Linked DNA regions of Homo sapiens: all the other regions are linked to region 1. Evidence: read pairs that join two places in POLR2A ChIA-PET (ENCODE). Cell type or tissue: Panc1. All regions are shown on one strand. Links, peaks and the distances in the headings refer to the core of each region. The heading gives the core; the rest is flanking DNA.

Region 1 (6,766 bases), core at 1,673-4,172:
ACTTCTTTCCCTTTTTTTTTTTTTTTTGAGATGGAGTCTCGCTCTATCCCTAAGGCTGGAGTGCAGTGGCTGATCTCGGCTTACTGCAACCTCTGCCTCCTGGGTTCAAGCAATTCTCTTGCCTCAGCCTCCCGAGTAGCTGAGATTACAGGCACACACCACCATGCCCGGCTAATTTTTTGTATTTTTAGTAGAGACGGGGGTTTCACCATGCTGGCCAGGCTGGTCTTGAACTCCTGACCTTGTGATCCGCCGCCTTGGCCTCCCAAAGTGCTGGGACTACAGGTGTGATCCACCGTGCCCGGCCTATTTCTTTCCTTTCTTTCTTTCCCTCCCTTCCTTCTTTCCCTCCTTCCCTCCCTCCTCTCCCTTTCCTTTCCTTCCCTCCCCTCTTTTCCTTTATTTTCCTTTCCTTTCCTCCCTCTCTCTCTCTCTTTCTTTTTTCTTTCTTTTCTTTTCTTTTTTCTTTCTTTTGAGACGGAGTTTTGGTCTTGTCACCCAGGCTGGAGTGCAATGGCACGATCTCAGCTCACTGCAACCTCCGCCTCCTGGTTTCAAGCGATTCTCCTGCCTCAGCCTCCCAAGTAGCTGGGATTACAGGTGCCTGCCACCACACCCGGCTAACTTTTTGTATTTTTAGTAGAGACAGGTTTCTCCATGTTTGTCAGGCTGGTCTCAAACTCCCGACCTCAAGTGATCCGCCCGCCTGGGCCTCCCAAAGTGCTGGGATTACAGGCGTAAGCCACCGCACCCGGCCTCCTTTTTTTTTTTTTTGTCTAAGACAAGATCTTGCTCTGTCGCCCAGGCTGAAAGGCAGTGGTGCGATCTCAGCTCACTGCAGCCTCAACCTCCTGGGCTCAAGCAATCCTCCCACCTCAGCCCCCCCAAGTAGTTGGGACCACAGGCGTGCACCACCACGCCCAGCTAATTTTTTTTATTATTTGTAGAGATAAGGTCTTGCTAAGTTGCCCAGGCTGGTCTCGAACTCCTGGGCTCAAGCGATTCCCAAGCCTCGGCCTCCCAAAGTGCTGAGATTACAGGCATGAGCCACTGCACCCAGCCAACCCACTCTTGAGAATACCCATTTCACTTCCTAAAACTCCTTTTGTAGATCTTGAATTCCCTGCTTCCCCCTTTCGCTTCCACATAGAGCTTGCGTATCTTATTTTGAAATGTTTTAGGTGGGCGCGGTGGCTCACGCCTGTAATCCCAGCACTTTGGGAGGCCGAGGCGGGCAGATCACAAGGTCATGAGATCGAGACCATCCTGACCAACATGGTGAAACCCCGTCTCTACTAAAAATACAAAAAATTAGCCGTGCGTGGTTGCAGGCGCCTGTAGTCCCAGCTACTCGGGAGGCTGAGGCAGGAGAATGGCCTGAACCCAGGAGGCGGAGGTTGCAGTGAGCCGAGATCGTGCCACTGCACTCCAGTCTGGGCGACAGAGCGAGACTCGGTCTCAAAAAAAAAAAAAAAAAGAAAGAAAGAAAGAAATGTTTTTATTAAGTAAAGCAAAAACCAACCCCAGCTAGCTTAGGTTGAATGGGGGCAGTTACCAAAAGACAAGTTGAGGGGTGCAGCCTGACGTGGATGAGAAAGGACCAGGTCTAAGAAGTGGAAACACTGGGGCTCAGGAAGACCCCATCTCTCCACTTTGCCTCTCTCTGCATGTATTCGTTCTTCTCTCTCCTGCAGATTGACTGCATCTGAGGAAAATGACGGCGTCCAGGGCTCCCCTGAGTAATTGGATTTACTTCAGTGCTACTGTGCAGATGACATCTTCTTCAGTAATTATTCCAAATTTTCAGGGCAGGGTTAGATTTACCCAGTATGCATCAAGTCTTGCTCCCGTTTCATTCCATAACAGTTGGGAGAGCAGAGTGTTTAGTACAAGCCAGAAGCTGGGGGCCCACTGCATGCAAAGAGGAGGGGAGAGGGAAGTTAAGTAGTCATCATGAGCCGGGGGCATTCCACAATGTAGCCCCTACACCTGGCCTTTCCAAACCTGCCATTCACACACCACCTTCACAACCAGCTATGTGACCCTGAACAATGCATTTAGCCTCTCTGCGACTCAGTTTCCTCATCTGTGGGATGAGAATGGTGAGGACTCAACAAAGTTGATCTATGTAAAATTCTTAGAACTGTGATTGGTGCCTGGGAGTGGTGGCCCACGCCTGTAATCTCAGCACTTTGGGAGGCTGAGGTGTGAGGATCATTTGAGGCCAGGAGTTTGAAACCAGTCTGGACAACAAGGGAAGACTCCCATCCCTAAATAATTAAAAAAAAAAAAAACCAAAACAAACAAACTGATTGTCACTTAATGAAGATATAAAAAAACACTTAGTTTCATCTATGGTTTTGGTACAATTTTAAAATAAAATAAAATAAAAACACTTAGCTATTATTTTGCTAAGAGCCTTATTTTTTTGTGTGGTTTTTTTTTTGTGTGTGTTTTGTTTGTTTGTTTCTTTGTTTTTGAGATGGAATCTCACTCACTCTGTCGCCCAGGCTGGAGTGCAGTGGTATGAGCTCAGCTCACTGCAATATCTGACATCCAGGTTCAAGTGATTCTTCTGCCTCAGTCTCCTGAGTAGCTGGGATTACAGATGTGCATCACCACACCTTGCTAATTTTAGTATTTTTAGTTGAGATGGGGCTTCACCATGTTGGCCAGACTGGTCTTGAGCGCCTAACCTCAAGTGATCCACCCTCCACGGCCTCCTAAAGTGCTGGAATTACAGGTGCCTTATTGTTTTTAAATTTCCTCATGAACCACGTTAGATTATTACTATCATTTATTTTTAATAGACAGCTTCGACTTTTTTTTTTTTTTTTTTTTTTTTGAGCCAGAGTCTCGCTCTGTCGCCCAGGCTGGAGTGCAGTGGCAGGATCTCGGCTCACTGCAAGCTCCGCCTCCCGGGTTCACGCCATTCTCCTGCCTCAGCCTCCCGAGTAGCTGGGACTACAGGCGCTCACGAGCATGCCCGGCTAACTTTTTTTTTTGAATTTTTAGCAGATACGGGGTTTCACCGTGTTAGCCAGGATGGTCTCGATCTCCTGACCTCGTGATCCGCCTGTCTCGGCCTCCCAAAGTGCTGGGATTACAGGCGTGAGCCATCGTGCCCGGCCGACAGCTTCTACTTTAAATTAGTTTTGTAAAATGAAACTGTTAAGAGGTGATGAATCAAGGCCAAAAAAAGAAACTGTATCACCTCTGTAAATGAAAAATCAATATCATTTTCCATAAACAGAAGGTAACCGCTGAAAAATATGCCAAAGAAAAAAAAAAAAAGCTAACTTCTAGCCAGGTAGCATTGCCTGCCGAAGGCCCTGATGAAGGAGAGACCAGCTCTCTTGGTTCCAAAGAAAGGTCTGCAAGTATTAGAAAGTTGTTTAAAACATATTAGCACAGTGCTGGGCGCGGTGGCTCGTGCCTGTAATCCCAGCACTTTGGGAGGCCAAGGTGGGTGGATCACCTGAGGTCGATAGTTGGAGACCATCCTGGCCAACATGGCAAAACCCAGTCCCACCAAAAATACAAAATTAGCCAGGCATGGTGGTGCATACCTGTAGTCCTGGCTACTCAGGAGGCTGAGGCAGGAGAATGGCCTGAACCCAGGAGGCAGAGCTTGCAGTAAGCAGAGATCGCGCCACTGCACTCCAGCCTGGGCAACAGTGCAAGACTCCGTCTCAAAAACAAAAAAAACAAAAAAACAACAAAAAAAAACAAATTTGGCCGGGCACGGTGGCTCACGCCTGTAATCCCAGCACACTGGGAGGCTGAGGCAGGTGGATCACGAGGTCAAGAGTTTGCCAAGATGGTGAAACCCCATCTCTACTAAAAACTACAAAAATTAGCCAAGCGCACTGGCAGGTGCCTGTAATCCCAGCTACTCGGGAGGCTGAGGCAGGAGAATCACTTGAACCTGGGCAGTAGAGGTTGCAGTGAGCCACGATCATGCCACTGCACTCCAGCCTGGGCAACAGAGTGAGACTCCATCTCAAAAAAAAAAAAAAAAAAAAAAAAAAAAAAATATATATATATATATATATATATTCATAGTAGCCAAGAAATGGAAAAAACCCAAATGTCCATCAACAGAAGAATCAATATGTAAAATGGAAAATTATTTAGCAATAAAAAGGAATAAAGTACTCATACATGCTACAACATGGATGAACTTTGAAACCATTACGTGGCCAGGCGCGGTGGCTCACACCAATAATCTTAGCACTTTGGGAGGCCGAGGCAGGTGGATCACCTGAGGTCAGGAGTTCGAGACCAGCTTGACCAACACAGTGAAACCCAGTCTCTACTAAATACAAAAAATTAGCCGTATGTGGTGGCGGGTGCCTGTAATCCCAGCTACCTGGGAGGCTGAGGTAGGAGAATTGCTTGAACCCAGGAGGCGGAGGTTGCAGTGAACGGAGATCACCCCATTGCACTCCAGCCTGGGCAACAAGAGCGAAACTCTGTCTCAAAACAACAACAAAAGAAAACATTATGTTTAGTGAATGAAGACCGACACAAAGGGCCACAAACTGCATAATTTCACTTATACACAATGTGCAGAATAGGCAAATTGAAAGAAACAGAAAGTAGATTCGTGGTTTCCTAGGGTTGGAGGGGAAATGGGAGGAGAGTGTTAATGAATAAGGGGTTTCCTTTTGGGGTGAGGAAAATGTTCGGAGTGAGATAGCAGTGATGGTCGCACGACTCTGAACATGCTAAAAATCATTGCGTTTGTACACTTTAAATTAGTGGGTCATACGGCATGAGAATTATATTTCAATAACGATAATTTTATCTTATTTTTTTCTGTTAATCCCAACAATCTTTTATTTTTTTAACTAGTTTTTGGGGAACGGGTGGTGTTTTGTTGCATAGAAAATTCTTTAGTGGTGATTTCTGAGATTTTGGTGGCCACATCCCTTGAGCCGTGTACACTACAACCAGTGGGTAGTCTTTTATCCCTCAACCCCCTCCCACTCTTTCCCCTGAGTCCCCAAAGTCCATGATATCATTCTTATGCCTCCATAAAGCTAATTTCAAAAGTATACAGCTAACTCATGCCTTAAAAGGAGTTGGATGATTGATGCTCCACTTCCTCAGAATGTGTGGCTAATTGCTGTCCTGCCAAACCCATTGACTCAGGACTGGGTTGCAGCCACCGCTTACTTGGATCTGTTTGTGTGTGCACGAACGCTGCCTGTAGCAACAGATTTGAATGTGTGAAAAGCTTTCCCTAGGAGAACGGTCACTATGGTGCACCCAAATACTAGCGTTTAGCATTCAGGGTGGCTTAAGCCAATCCACTTCAAAAAACATGTTTCAAGCACCTACTAAGTGTCAGGCAGTGCCATCACAGCTGGACATACAGCAGCAAATGGGATTGAACGAGGCGGGTGGCTGGGCGGGGGGACATGGCCCTGACAGAGGTGACACTCGAGCAGGAGAGACACAGGTATAAACCAGGTAACACATACAGCTAAGACAGGTTAATCCTGAAAGGGATGAAAAGTGCTCCAATGGTAATAATATAATGAGAGAGTCAGAGGCTACGGTAAGGGCCTTTGTTTTTTTGTTTGTTTTTGAGACAGTCTTGCTCTGTCGCCCAGGCAAGAGTGCAGTGGCGTGATCTCGGCTCACTGCAACCTTCATCTCCTGGGTTCAAGCGATTCTCCTGCCTCAGCCTTCCGAGTGGCTGGGATTACAGGCACCTGCCACCACTCTCAGCTAATTTTTGTATTTTTTAGTACAGATGGGGTTTCACCATGTTGGCCAGGCTGGTCTCGAACTCCTGATCTCAGGTGATCCACCCATCTCAGCCTCCCAAAGTACTGGGATTACAGGCGTGAGCCACCGCGCCCGGCCTCCAGGTCAGTTTCTATGGCTGCAGTAGGTTCCAAAGTGTCTCTGATGGGTTCATTAACAAAGTCTTTTTTCCCTTTAACTCTAATGATCATACCTTGTTGAGGCTGAAAAACTCTACTCTTCCCTTTTTGAGCTGCTTCCCTCCAACCATTCACAGACCAGCTCATGTATGTATAAATGGACAGATTTGAGGGTATTTCATGTGACACAGCTTCATAATCCCACTCTACATATTCAAGACAAAAACAGCAACCCCTGCTTGGGGCTGAAGTCCTTCTAGATCCTTCCCTGTCCCATAAAGCCTTCTCCCAATGGCCGATCAGCTGCCAAACCCTATTGATTATATCCCTGCAGTGCCCTGGAGTCCTCCTGCCAGTCCTACTGTCATTGACTCAGCATCTTCAGGACCTCTTACCTACATAATTTAATAGCGTCTCTTCTTCCAGTTTTTCCTGCTTCCCTGGTTAAAAACACTATGAGTCAGCCGTGATACCTCCTTCCTCCTCGCCTTGCTTGTCTAAACCATCAACCTGTCCTGCCAATTTTGCTGCCCAAGAATCTCTCAAAACTGTTCACCCGCTTCATCTTCCCTACGGACACCCCTCCAATCTAACCTCCTACAGTTGATAATTGCAGGAGCTTCCACACTGGACCCTTGGCTTCCACTCCTGTGCTTATACAATCTATCTCCCTGATAGATACAATCTATCTGCTGCCTGAGTAAACTGGTGTTTTGTGTTTTTTTCTTTTTGAGACAGGGTCTCGCTCTGTCACCCAGGCTGGAGTGCAGCAGTACAATCATGGCTTGAATTCCTGGGCTCAAGTGATCCTCCTGCCATCATGTCCAGCTAATTTTTTTTTTCTTTTTTGTAGAGATGAAGTCTCACTA
Region 2 (6,117 bases), core at 2,032-4,531, 220 kb before region 1:
AGATAGATAGATAGATAGATAGATAGATGATAGATACATACAATATATATAGATGAGTAGATAAAGATAGATAGGTACAGCCAGGCATGGTGGCTCATGCCTGTAATCCCAGCACTTTGGGGGGCCGAGGCAGGAGGATCACTTGAGTCCAGAGTTCAAGACCAGCCTGGGCAACATAACGGGACCCCGTCTCTATTAAATAAATTTTTAAAAAGATAGATAGGTAATAGATACATAGATGACAGACACATAGGTACATAATACATACATAGATGATAGATAGATGGAAAATAGGTAGAGGATGGATAGATAGATGGTAGATAGATACATACATACATATAAATGGGTAGATATAGATAAGTAATAGAAACATAAACAGGTAATAGACACATAGATACATAATACATATATATATATACATACATCAATAGAGAATAGATGGATAGGAAGATGGATGGATGGATGGATAGATAAATAGATACCTGGAGATTAAGAGAAGGAGAAATGAAGCTAAATGAAGCTTCATTTAGCTGAGAAACTGAATGACCGTGGGCAAATGTGTCATCTCTCTGAGTCACTGCTGCTTCATGGGGAAAGCAGGGACCATTGAGTCAGGCCTGCTTCCAGGGTGTGTAGCTGATGAAATGACAGGCACCTGAGCACCTGGCACAGGACCTCTCAACATGCAACTACGGCATAGCAAAGAAGGGATTTGACTCCTCAAGAACCAAAGAGGAAACCTCAAAAGAAAACCATCATAATACATAGAGTTATGTGTCATTTCCAAAAATATAATTATATCTTATGCTTTATTTTATATATATGTATATATACATGTATCTGTATATGTGTATATATATACATGTATACGTACATATATACGTGTATATATACGTATACATATATACACATGGATATATATACACACACATGGATATATATACATATATGTATATATACATATATACGTATATACATGTATACATATATACGTATATATATGAATATGTGTGTGTGTGTGTGTGTGTGTGTGTGTATATATATTTTTTTTTTTTTTTGAGACAGAGTCTCGCTCTGTCGCCCAGGCTGGTGTGCAGTGGCGCGATCTCAGCTCACTGCAAGCTCTGTCTCCCAGGTTCATGCCATCCTCCTGCCTCAGCCTCTCAAGTAGCTGGGACTACAGGCGCCCACCACCACGACTGGCTAATTTTTGTATTTTTAGTAGAGACGGGGTTTCACCATGTTAGCCAGGATGGTCTTGATCTCCTGACCTTGTGATCCGCCCGCCTCGGCCTCCCAAAGTGCTGGGATTACGGGCATGAGCCACTGCGCCCGGCCGCGTTATTATCTTTTTCCTTTGAACTTCACTTGGGGCTGTGGAGAGGACCCCGTCATCATCAAGGTACACGAAGACCTCTCAGATGGCCTTGCAAACTGTAAGGGCTCGACCTGTCTTTCATTCTTAGATTCCATTCCATGCCAGGAACTAACTACACAGCAGGCCAGGAGGGCAAGGGCTGGGGCAGAAGACAAGCACCATTCGACGGGGGCAAGGATGATGGAGTGACGGCTCCTACCTCAGCTGGGGACAGGAGATAAGAGACAGAGAGCACAGAAAGCAGTCTTGCACATAAGATCCCCAAACCTCCCTCTCACATGTAGATACAAACAGCAGAGAGGATCCAGCACTGGCCAAAGGAGAGACAGCTCTCATTTTATAAACATCCATATCTCCTGCTCCACCAACTTCCTAAATGCCTTCTTAAATTTTTGTGCAGGCTCCTAAGAAATAATATCAGCCAGCACCTGCTGCAAAGGGGCATCCCAGGATGTGTGACTGAATCCTGTGGCAACACTGCGAGGTTGGCATCATTACCCCCACACCCTCCCCAACCGAGGAAAGAGCTGGAACCTGGGGAGATGAATGACTTGATGTCCCACAGCCAACTGGCCTGCAGGCCCAGGGTGAGAGCTCTCCTTCTGAAAGGCTTTCCTGCCACCTGGAGCTGAGATTTGCCTTGCCTGCTTCTTAAAGCAATAGCTCCTCTTACCACTCCTTCAAAATACCTCTCAAATCCAACCGCTTGTCATCACAGCCCTGCTCTTACCCTAATCTAAGCTACTCACACCTCTTGGTCAAAGACTACTATAGCCTCCTCTCTGGTCTCTCTGCTTTCTGGTCATCAGCTCATTCCAGTGCCTGGTTTTGTCCCTGGAAGTCCCATGTCCCAGGAAACCCCTCCATCTCTGGTAAATCCAGATGACTGGTCACATTCTCTGCTGCCCACTTGCCCTCATCCCTGCAATCTGTTCTCCGAGAAGCATCAGTGTCATTTTTAAAATGTAAAGCGCATTGTCTCATGCTGCTTGGGACTCCCCATGATCCTTCCAACAAAACCTGGATTCTTTAACAGGGTCACAATGATCTTGCTGATATGGACCCTGGTCAAAGCTGAAGCAAGGATGGCTAGCCCAGGGCAGGGATGTGTGCTGGAGTTGAAGGCCCTCCCTACAAAGGCCACCTGCAAGGGCCACTACCACTTCGGAATTTGTGAAGGCCTGCATCGCTCCAGTGCCCCCAGACTTGTACCCGCTGACATATCTCTATCTTTCTGGGATCCTCACTCACGCCCTGGCCTGATGGCCTCTGTCACTCCTCTCCGTCCTTGTTTTCTTCACCCCAGCCACAATAGCTTCTGGCCAAGCATGTTCCCACCTTGTGGCTTTTCCCTCTGATACGATTTGGCTGTGTCCCCACCAAATCTCAACTTGAATTGTATCTTCCAGAATTCCCATGTGTTGTGGGGGGACCCAGGGGGAGGTAATTGAATCATGAGAGCCGGTCTTTCCCTTGCTATTCTTGTGATAGTGAATAAGTCTCATGAGATCTGATACTTTTATCAGGGGTCTCTGCTTTTGCTTCCTCGTCATTTTTCTCTTGCCGCCACCATGTAGGAAGTGCCTTTTGCCCCCTGCCATGATTCTGAGGCCTCCCCAGCCACGTGGAACTGTAAGTCCAATTAAACCTTTTTTGCTTCCCAGTCTCGGGTATGTTTTTATCAGCAGCGTGAAAACGGACTAATATACCCTCCTTTCTGGTGGCTCACTCCCCACCCCTTACAAGGCTGTGCCCTCCCATCCCCCACGCATCCATTACTCTCCCTGTTTTATTTTTCTCCCCGGCACTTACCTCTACTTGGCAGATATACCTTTTCCATAATTATTTGGCATCTCTCTCCCTCACTAGCTCCACAGACATGTGACTATTCTCGGTCCATGTCCCAGCATGGTCCCAGGGCGGAGGACAGTTCCTGACACATCGGTGCTCCGTGAATACTTGTTAATGGATGCTAGGCGGATCTCAGGGTCCTGTGCCGCTCTTTGATTCCTTCACTCTGCCTGACTCTCTTCCACCTATTATCTTTCTTATTTTCATTTTTTTCCACTTCTTCTTATTCTCCACTTGGCAATTGCCACCTCCATCTTCCTCATAAAGCCACCAAAAGAGGAAACAAAAAGAAAGAAAATTCAACATGCAGAAATACACTTGTCTTTCCCAATCTTGAAATTGGAGGTTTGAGTGCCAAGGCAGGGCTTTCGATGGTTCATCTCAGTGAAGGTGTGGGAAGCCCGCTGCAGGCGGTGCTCCTGGAAGCCCTGTGGCAGAGGGTCTTCACAGTGTGCTCATGGCCACACACCTAGGAAGTGGCAGGCACCACTGCAGCCACGCTGCAATCCACACGGTTCCAACCCAAGCACCTCATGATTTCACCCCATGCTCCATGGCCCTAGTCAGTTAGGTCTGGGTGGGGATTTTAAACCTTCTTTGCTTAGACTATGTTAGACTCCAGACTTATTTTTAAAAGCAAAAAGAGGCCGGGCATGGTGGCGCACGCCTGTAACCCCAGCACTTTGGGAGGCCAAGGTGGGTGGATCACTTGAGGTGAGGAGTTCAAGACAGGCCTGGCCAACATGGTGAAACCCCATCTCTACCAAAACATCAAAAATTAGCCAGGCATGGTGGCGGGCGCCTGTAATACCAGCTGCTCAGGAGGCTGAGGCAGGAGAATTGCTTGAACCCAGGAGGTGGAGGTTGCAGTGAGCTGAGATCGTACCACTGCACTCCAGCCTGGGTGACAAGAGCGAGACTCCGTCTCAAAAAAAAAAAAAAGAAAGAAAAGAAAAGAAGAAAGAAGAGAGGCAGGGCATAGTGGCTCACGCCTGTAATCCCAGCACTTTGGGAGGCCAAGCTGGGCAGATAACTTGAGGTCAGGAGTTCGAGACCATCCTGGTCAACATGGCAAAACCCTGCATCTACTAAAAATACAAAAATCAGCTGGGCATGGTGGCAGCCACCTGAGTAACCTGTAATCCCAACTACTCAGGTGGCTGAGGCAGGAGGATCACTTGAACCTAGGAGGCGGAGGTTGCAGTGAGCCAAGATCACACCACTGCATTCCAGCCTGGGCGACGGAGCAAGACTCCATCTCAAAAAAAAAAGAAAGAAAGAAAAGGAAAGAAGAGAAAAAAAGTGTTATCACCCTTAAGAAGCAGCTAGATCAAGTACCTTTATCAGTGATTCTCATATTTAAGTATACACAGGAATCATCTGAAGCTGTTAACTCCCTAAGCCTCAGTGTCTATAAAGCATCTATAAAACAAGGATACTAACAATAACTACTTCCTGGACTTCTGTAAAATTTTTAAAAGTTTTAAATGTGTTTTAACCAGGAGCCTTTCAGTTGCAATAGCAGAAACCTCAACTCAAACTGACTTAAGCAAAATAGGAATTTATTGACTCATATAACTTAATGATCCAGGAGTTGATAGCTTCAGGCGTGGCTAAATCCAGGGGGCTCAAACCGTATCCACCCTGTTCTTTTTTTTCTTTCTTTCTGCTTTCTTCTATGTTGGTTTCATTCTTGGCTTGGCCCCTCTCTGTAGTAAACTCTGATTACTTCATGGTTCCCTTTTCTCCATGTTAAGTCCAAGAGAAGATAAAAACATCTGTTGGCCAATAATTTATTTTTTTCTTTCTTTCTTTCTTTCTTTCTTTTTTTTTCTCTTGCTCAGGCTGGAGTGCAGTGGCATGATCACGGCTTACTGCAACCTAGACCTCCTGAGCTCCAACAATCCTCAGCCAACCAAGTAGCTGGAACTACAGGTGCACGCCACCATGCCCAGCATATTTTTTGTGGTTTTTTGTTTGTTTGTTTTTGAGGCAGAGTCTCGCTCTGTCGCCCAGGCTGGAGTGCAGTGGCATGATCTCGGTTCAATGCAATCTCCGCCTCCCGGGTTCAAGCGATTCTCCTGTCTCAGCCTTCCAAGTAGCTGGGATTACAGGCGCCCACCACTAGGCCCAGCTAATTTTTCTATTTTTAGTAGAGACGGGGTTTCGCCATGTTGGCCAGGCTGGTCTCAAACTCCTGACCTCAGGAGATCCGCCCACCTCAGCCTCCCAAAGTGCTGGGATTACAGGAGTGAGCCACTGCGCCTGGCCAATTTTTGTGTTTTGTTTTTTGTTTTTTGGTTTTTTTTTTTTTTGCAGGGAAACGGTTTTGTTATGTTGCCTAGGCTGGTCTCGAACTCAAGTGATCTGCCCGCCTTTGCCTCCCAAAGTGCTGGGATCCCAGGTGTGAGCTGCTACGTCCAGCCTCTTGCCCAATAATTTCAGTGAAAGTCCTGGGCTCAAGTCTCACTTGACCACTTAGATCATTTATGAACCAATCAGTTTGCCAAGCTGGGAATCAATGTTCATCCTTGAAGTCAGAGTGCACAGTCAGCACCCTAAAAACCACGAGCTGAAAGTGGGTGTGGTAGTTAGCCAAAGGAAAATTAGGGAGATTTTACACAAAGAAGGGAAATAAATGTGTGAATACAAAAATCTATGGATGCCCACAACATGTGGCCTGGTACACATGTAAGTACTCAATCTATGTTAGCTATTAAAGGGAGCACCTGACCAGAGGGCAAGGAATATTTGGGGATCACTGAAGCTTCAGAATCACACTTTTCAGCTGATGGTTCTGTACCTCGGCAGGACATCAGAAGTTCTTGCAGAGCTTCTAAACTCTCCCATCTGTGGCCCACGTTCAGTTCTGATTCAGTTGATCTGGG
Region 3 (6,766 bases), core at 1,536-4,035, 120 kb before region 1:
AAAATAAAAAAGGAAGGAATCCTTCCAATCTCATTCTATGAGGCCAGTATTACCCTGAAACCAAAACCAAAGACATACCAGAAAAAAGGAAACTACAGGTCACTATCTCTGATGAATATTGATGCCAAAATTCTCAACAAAATACTAGTGAACCAAATTCAACAAAATATTAAAAAGATAATTCATCATGACCAAGTGGAATTTATCCCTGGAATGCAAGATGGCTCAACATACACAAATCAATGTGACAAATCACATCAACAGAATGAAGGACAAAAATTATATGATCATTTTAATTGATGCTGAAAAAGTATTTGACAAAATTCAACAACCCTTCATGATTAAAAAAAAAAAAGCCTCAAAAAAAAGGGGGATAGAAGGAACATAAGTCAACATAATAAAAGCCATATATGACAGACCCACAGTTAGTATTATACGGAGTGGGGAAAAATGGAAAGCCTTTCCTCTAAGATCTGGATCATGACCAGGATGTCCACTTTCACCACTGTTACTCAACATAGTACTGGAAGTCCTAGCTACAGCAATCAGCCATCAAATGTATGTAACACACATCCTATGTTTTAGCACTAAAATCGGGTGGAATTTGGTTCTTTACATCAAAAGGTAAACTAAAGGACATGACAGTTTGTGCACAGCCTCTACAAGCTGACTGAAACTGGTTAAAAATCTGCAGCAACTTATCAGAAAAGAATTTTGTTGAGGTCTTTGTTCAATCAGAGCTGTAGTCATCTGGGTTATAAATCAAAGTTAGGAGAGATCTGGTAATGCCTATTGTTAGGAACTTTAGCAGTTGTGGTTTTTCTTGCAGCCATAGGATTTTAGAAACGTGCCATGCCAGCCAGGCCCTGAGCCCTCCACTCATAGGTAACTTTGTTTCCTTAATCTTTGCGTTCATCTTAGTCAATATAGGGGTTTCTATTTTGTTCTCTCAGATCACACCTCTTTTGTGGAGGAAAACACATTCTCAACCACTTCAGATGGCTCTGCTTTTTCTCACCCATGAAATCGCATGCATGCATGCGTAAACCTTCCTGCACATCTACAAACACTTTCTTAATGTTCTCTGCCTATTGACTCTATTGATGTTAATTTCAGTATCCCACTGCACATCAAATATTTGCAAAACTAAACAAGACATCTGTTTGCAAGTCTTTTTTTGTTTTGTTTTGTTTTTAGACAGAGTCTTGCTCTGTTGCCCAGGCTGGAGTGCAGTGGCTCGATCTCGGTTCACTGCAAGCTCCGCCTCCCGTGTTCACGCCATTCTCCTGCCTCAGCCTCCCGAGTACTTGGGACTACAGGCGCCCGCCACCAAGCCCGGGTAATTTTTTTGTATTTTTTTTTTTTGGAAGAGACGGGGTTTCACCGTGTTAGCCAGGATGGTCTCGATCTCCTGACCTCGTGATCCACCTGCCTCAGCCTCCCAAAATGCTAGGATTACAGGCATGAGCCACCACACCCAGCCTGCATGCCTTTTAAGTAAAAGTGGTAATGAGAACTGCAGAAGAAATGTCTGTGCAAAGCAATGTGGTTGAAACTCTGGTTTCTGTGCACCAGCAACTGGGTGCAATACTTGTAGAATCTGGGTATCGTATAGAAAGTCTAAGCACAATAGTAATGAGTAATATTATTCCTGTTTCTCTAGCTCTTTGCTGGAATGAACTCCAGCCAGCACCCACAATACTGGGAGTCACAGTGATGTTTGTCATTTGCATGATTCTTGAGAGACAGCAAAGCCCATGATCTAGGTTCTAAGGTATCCCAGTGAAGAAGCATGTTCCCAGGTCAATCCTTTACTCTCCCACCCTAACCTGTCTCATGGAATGTAAAGACACATACGTCCCATGCTCAGGTTCTATAGTAAGTAAAAATCACACAGATTTGCTCATTAATTCAGTGAGTGCGTATTGAGCACATCATGCCACGCACTTATGCTAGACATTGAGGATATATTTTGGCTCATCATAACATGGCCAGCTGCCTTCATGTAGTTCACAGACCAGTGGTGGAGACTGACAGATTATGTCTTAGTTCGTTTTGTGTTGCTATAACAAATACAACAGAGGAGGTAATTGATAAAGAAAAGAAATTTGTTTGGCTCTTGGCTCTGGAGCCAAGATTTAAGGCTCTGGCAAGAGCCCTCTTGCTGTGTCATCTCATAGTGGAAGCCAAAAAGGCAAAAAAGTATGAGCCAGCAAGAGCGGCCAAACTCATTTGATAACTAACCCACTCCCACAATTACACCATTAATCCGTTCATGAGGGCAGAGCCCTCATTTGACCTAATCTTCTTGTTTAGGCCCTGCCTCTCAATGCTGTTGCACCGGGGATTAAGTTTCCAACATACGAACTTTGGGGGACACATTCAATCCATAGCAGGTGTTATCCAATCAGTACAATGAAGTGTGATCAGGTGATGACAGGGGATGGGGGTACAGAGACAGCTGCCCAGAAAGGGGGGCCCCAGGACCCCCAGAGTAAAGAAGCTAGATTCCCACGGTACCTACCAGGATTCAGCAAGGAAAGCAGGTTAGGCTGTTCAAAGACCTGACAAGCAGAGAGAAAATGGTGAGAGAAGAAGGCCAGAAAGGAAAACCTTTAGGCCTGGCGCGGTGGCTCACGCCCGTAATCCCAGCACTTTGGGAGGCTGAGGCGGGTGGATCACGAGGTCAGGAGATCGAGACCATCCTGGCGAACACTGTGAAACCCCGTCTCTACTAAAAATACAAAAACATTAGCCAGGCGTGGTAGTGCGTGCCTGTAGTCCCAGGTACTCGGGAGGCTGAGGCAGGAGAATGGCATGAACCCAGGGGGCGGAGCTTGCAGTGAGCAGAGATCTCGCCACTGCACTCCAGCCTGGGCAACAGAGCGAGACTCCATCTCAAAAAAAAAAAAAAAGAAAACCTTTCAAAACGTGTGGACCTTGTGTTTCAGTTAAAGAGAGTGAGGGCTGTGGGAGCTGCCCAAAACCCAAAAGCCGGATTCCAAGGCATGAGATGGTCAGACAGTGGAGAATGGCCTGGAAGGAGAGAAAAAACAGCCCCCCAGCAGAATGTGCAATAAGACAGAACATTTGGGACTTTTAAAAGTATATAAATACAAATGTATATCAACATAAATGTCAAAATGTTAACAGTACCGTAGATTGCATTACAGTTAATTTTCATCTTTGTCTTTTTTAATTTAACCATATGTTTCTGATTTGTTTTTCTTTTTCTTTTTCTTTTTTTTTTTGAGACAGAGTCTCACTCTGTCACCCAGGCTGGAGTGCAGTGGCATGATCTCGGCTCACTGCAACCTCTGCTTCCTGGGATCAAGCTATTCTCCTGCCTCAGCATCCCAAATAGCTGGGACTACAGGTGTGCGCCACCATGCCTGGCTAATATTTTGTATTTTTTGGTAGCGATGGAGATTTCCCCGTGTTGGCCAGGCTAGTCTCGAACTTCTGGCCTCAAGTGATCTGCCCACCTCAGCCTCCCAAAGTGCTGGGTTTACAGTTGTGAGCCACTGCTCTCAACCTCTGATTTTTTTTTTTTTTTTTGAGACAGATCTTACTCTGCCTCCCAGGCTGGAGTGCAGTGGCATGATCTCAGCTCTCTGCAACCTCCGCCTCCTGGGTTCAAGCAATTTTCTGCCTTAGCCTCCCGAGTAGCTGGGATTACAGGTGCGTGCCACCACACCCTGCTAATTTTTTGTATTTTTAGTAGAGACGGGGTTTCACCATCTTGGCCAGGCTGGTCTTGAATTCCTGACTTCATGATCCACCCGCCTCGGCCTCCCAAAGTGCTGGGATTACAGGCATGAGCCATCGCGCCCAGTCAGGATCTCTGATTTTTCTAATGGTAAATAATTATTCACAGGATTGGGGAAATTTTTTGGACTAGTTTTAATGTGGTTGGAGCAGGACTGTTGCTGGATTGTTGAGGGGAATGACAGACCTTTAAAGGGCAATCCTCCTCCTTGGTTATATATTATAGAACTATGCTGTCAAGAGTTTAAGATGTTCTTCTCATTGCAGATACCTTAACAGTAACTGTGAATTGTCCTACCAGGCCTCAGGCATTTCATATGGATTAACTCAATTCTGCTCAACAGTTCTACTGGATTGGATAATCATTCCCATTTTACTGATGAGAAATCTGAGGCCTGAAAAGGCCTAGGTTGTGTAGCCAATTGTTAGAAGTGCCATTCACTGTGACACAAATTTCTGTTGACAGTGACCTGATATTAATTTCTCTTTTTGCCATCTTTAGTTTTCATCCTAGCTTCTTCTCTCCATCTCCATCTAAGTGTGTCTTTGCACATGTAAGCAGGTGTGCTCATGGACCCTGCAGTGGAAAGACTGTGGGCCTCCTTCCTGATCTTCACGTTCCAATAAGATTTTTTTTTTTTTTTTTGAGACAGAGTCTCTCTCTGTCACCCAGGCTGGAGTACAATGGTGTGATCTTGGCTCACTGCAACCTCTGCCTCCCGGGTTCAAGCAATTTTCCTGCCTCAGCCTCCTGTTAACCTGGGATTACAGGCACCTGCCACCACGCCCAGCTAATTTTTTGTGTTTTTAATAGAGACGGAGTTTCGCCATGTTGGCCAGGCTGGTCTCAAACTCCTGCCCTCAGGTGATCCAGGCTCCTCAGCCTCCCAAAGTGCTGGGATTATAGGCATGAGCCACCGTCCCAGCTCAATAAGATTTAGAAAGCCAGTAGGATGGTGGTTTCAGGGCCTTATGGAAATGAATTGGAATCGCAGCACCTCCTCTGATTTGCTGTGTGAAACTTGGCAGGTCATTAGCCTCTGAGTCTCAGATTCCCCATCTGTAAAATGAGGGGGATAAAAGTGCCTGTGGCATAGCCCTCTTGGGAAAATTGCAGGACATCAAGTATAAAAAGCCTTTAGTATGTTGCTTTGCTCTCATAAATGCCATCTATTACTATTACTGTTTTATTTTTATGAAAAAAAAGACTCCAAGAGAAAGTTTGATAACAGACTCATTAAGACTAAAAGAGTTTATACCATTTGACCCAAGAATTCTAGGGTTGGAAACCTGTGAATATACTCAAATATAGCAAATATAGCCAACATCAAGAGCTGTGACCAGGAAGACCACACTGGTAGTTAAAATATAGGACGGTTTCCATACTGGTTGGTCAAGAGCTGCCCTTCAATGCCTCTCCCTGGAATCATCTAGGGCTTCCTAGGATCCAGCAACTAACTAAAGGGTTAACACGCAGCTTTATAGTGGATCTCTCTACCCCTGCTTCTTGGACCACACCTAACTATTTGGAAGCTGCCTCCCACCCTCATCTCCTTCACAAGCACCAGGAACTTATTTGTGTGGCTTCATGCACTTTTTTTTTTTTTTTTTTTTTGAGACAGGGTCTCACTCTGTTTCCCAGACTGAAGTGCAGTGGCACGATCTGAGCTTACTGCAACCTTGATCTTCTAAGCTCCTTCCACCTCAGCCTCCCTAGTAGCTAAGACTATAGGCGCACCCCACCATGCCCAACTAATTTTTTTTTTGTATGTGTATTTTTGTAGAGACAGGGTTTCACCATGTTGCCCAGGCTGGTTTCAAACTCCTGGGCTCAAGCAATCCACTAACCTCAGCCTCCCAAAGTGCTGGGATTATGTATTCTTTTTATGGCATAAATCTGTTTGCAATCTAAATGCTTCATAATGGAAGACTAGTTAAATAAATTATGACACGTTCTTCCTGTTGAATATTACACAGCCTTATAAAAAAGAATGAGTTAGCACTAATATGTAGGCATTAAAGACAGATAGGATATATTATTTAGCAACAAAGGGCAAGTCACAAAAGCATATGTATTGTATAATCTCATTGTGCGAAGTAAATTGAACAGACATTTATGGGTGACTATATCTATATAAAACACATTGTACTTAGTTTTTGACTTATTTTTTATTATTTAGAGAGACTAAACATTAGCAGAACAAAGACTACATCTATACATATAGCTTGCTTGTGTGTAGAACATTTCTGTCTACATTTGATAGGTATTGTTATTTTAGATATTGTTACTTCTGGGGTGTGGAGCTGGAATGCAGGTGATGAATGTTCAGACAGTTTTTTTTTCTTTTTTCAACTTTTACTTTAGAATCAGGGAGTACGTGTGCAGGTTCAGACAACTTTTATGTCTCACTTTTTACTTCTGTCCTGTTGAAAATGTTTGGCCCTGAGTATGTGCTGCTAGTATTACTACGTTGCTGTTGTTGCTTTGTAGTGGACAGACTCTGAAAAGACTGTCGAATATTCTGGCCATTAAGAAGGAACAACTTGGCAAGAGTGGCCACCCAGAACCTGGGTGGATGGCCTGCAGCCTACCTCCCCAGTCCTGAGACACTGAGTGCTTGCAACGTGCATGGGAAATGCAGGGTTAATACCCCTTCCCAGGCAGCCTGCTGCCATTGCCTGCAATCCTGTAATTAGGCTAATTACACAGTAGTTTCACAAGTAGGGTGGAAATGTAATTGGCAGCAGGCACCTGAGCTCTCAAAGGTAGAACCTAGAAGGCAGCAGCCTCTGGAGGAGGTGGAGGAGGCAGATGAGGAGAGGAGCTAATTGTGGGGGCTTTATCTAAAAGGATTCTCTCTCCAGACTTCAGAGACTATTCCCAGCAAAGTGGCCCCACTGTGCATTCAAAGGACTGCAACCATGAATGAATCAGTGTAGAAAAGGGGTAAAAAACAAAGTGGGGGCTCTGCCGTCACTGAATTTTTATAAAAGGGGG

Evidence for each region. Peaks named below come from ENCODE experiments on the same cell type or tissue, not always from the same donor. Only the 100,000 strongest peaks of a DNase experiment are listed, where the experiment ranks them.
Region 2: POLR2A ChIA-PET joins it to region 1 with 9 read pairs; 6 of 35 experiments call an interaction of 5 or more read pairs at or near these places.
Region 3: POLR2A ChIA-PET joins it to region 1 with 8 read pairs; 4 of 35 experiments call an interaction of 5 or more read pairs at or near these places.

Annotation. Positions count from the first base shown.
Region 1 is chr20:53,691,306-53,698,071 of GRCh38, reverse strand. No RefSeq gene overlaps it. Among named protein-coding and RNA genes, the nearest start is that of ZNF217, 100 kb to the right of the region's middle. RefSeq lists an enhancer at 6,255-6,754. In Panc1, for the core only: no CTCF peak of the experiment used is centred there; no DNase peak of the experiment used is centred there; H3K4me3 peaks cover 597 bases; H3K27ac peaks cover 2,260 bases.
Region 2 is chr20:53,907,995-53,914,111 of GRCh38, reverse strand. No RefSeq gene overlaps it. Among named protein-coding and RNA genes, the nearest start is that of BCAS1-AS1, 4.4 kb to the left of the region's middle. In Panc1, for the core only: no CTCF peak of the experiment used is centred there; no DNase peak of the experiment used is centred there; H3K27ac peaks cover 2,500 bases.
Region 3 is chr20:53,809,108-53,815,873 of GRCh38, reverse strand. No RefSeq gene overlaps it. Among named protein-coding and RNA genes, the nearest start is that of BCAS1-AS1, 100 kb to the left of the region's middle. In Panc1, for the core only: no CTCF peak of the experiment used is centred there; no DNase peak of the experiment used is centred there; H3K27ac peaks cover 2,500 bases.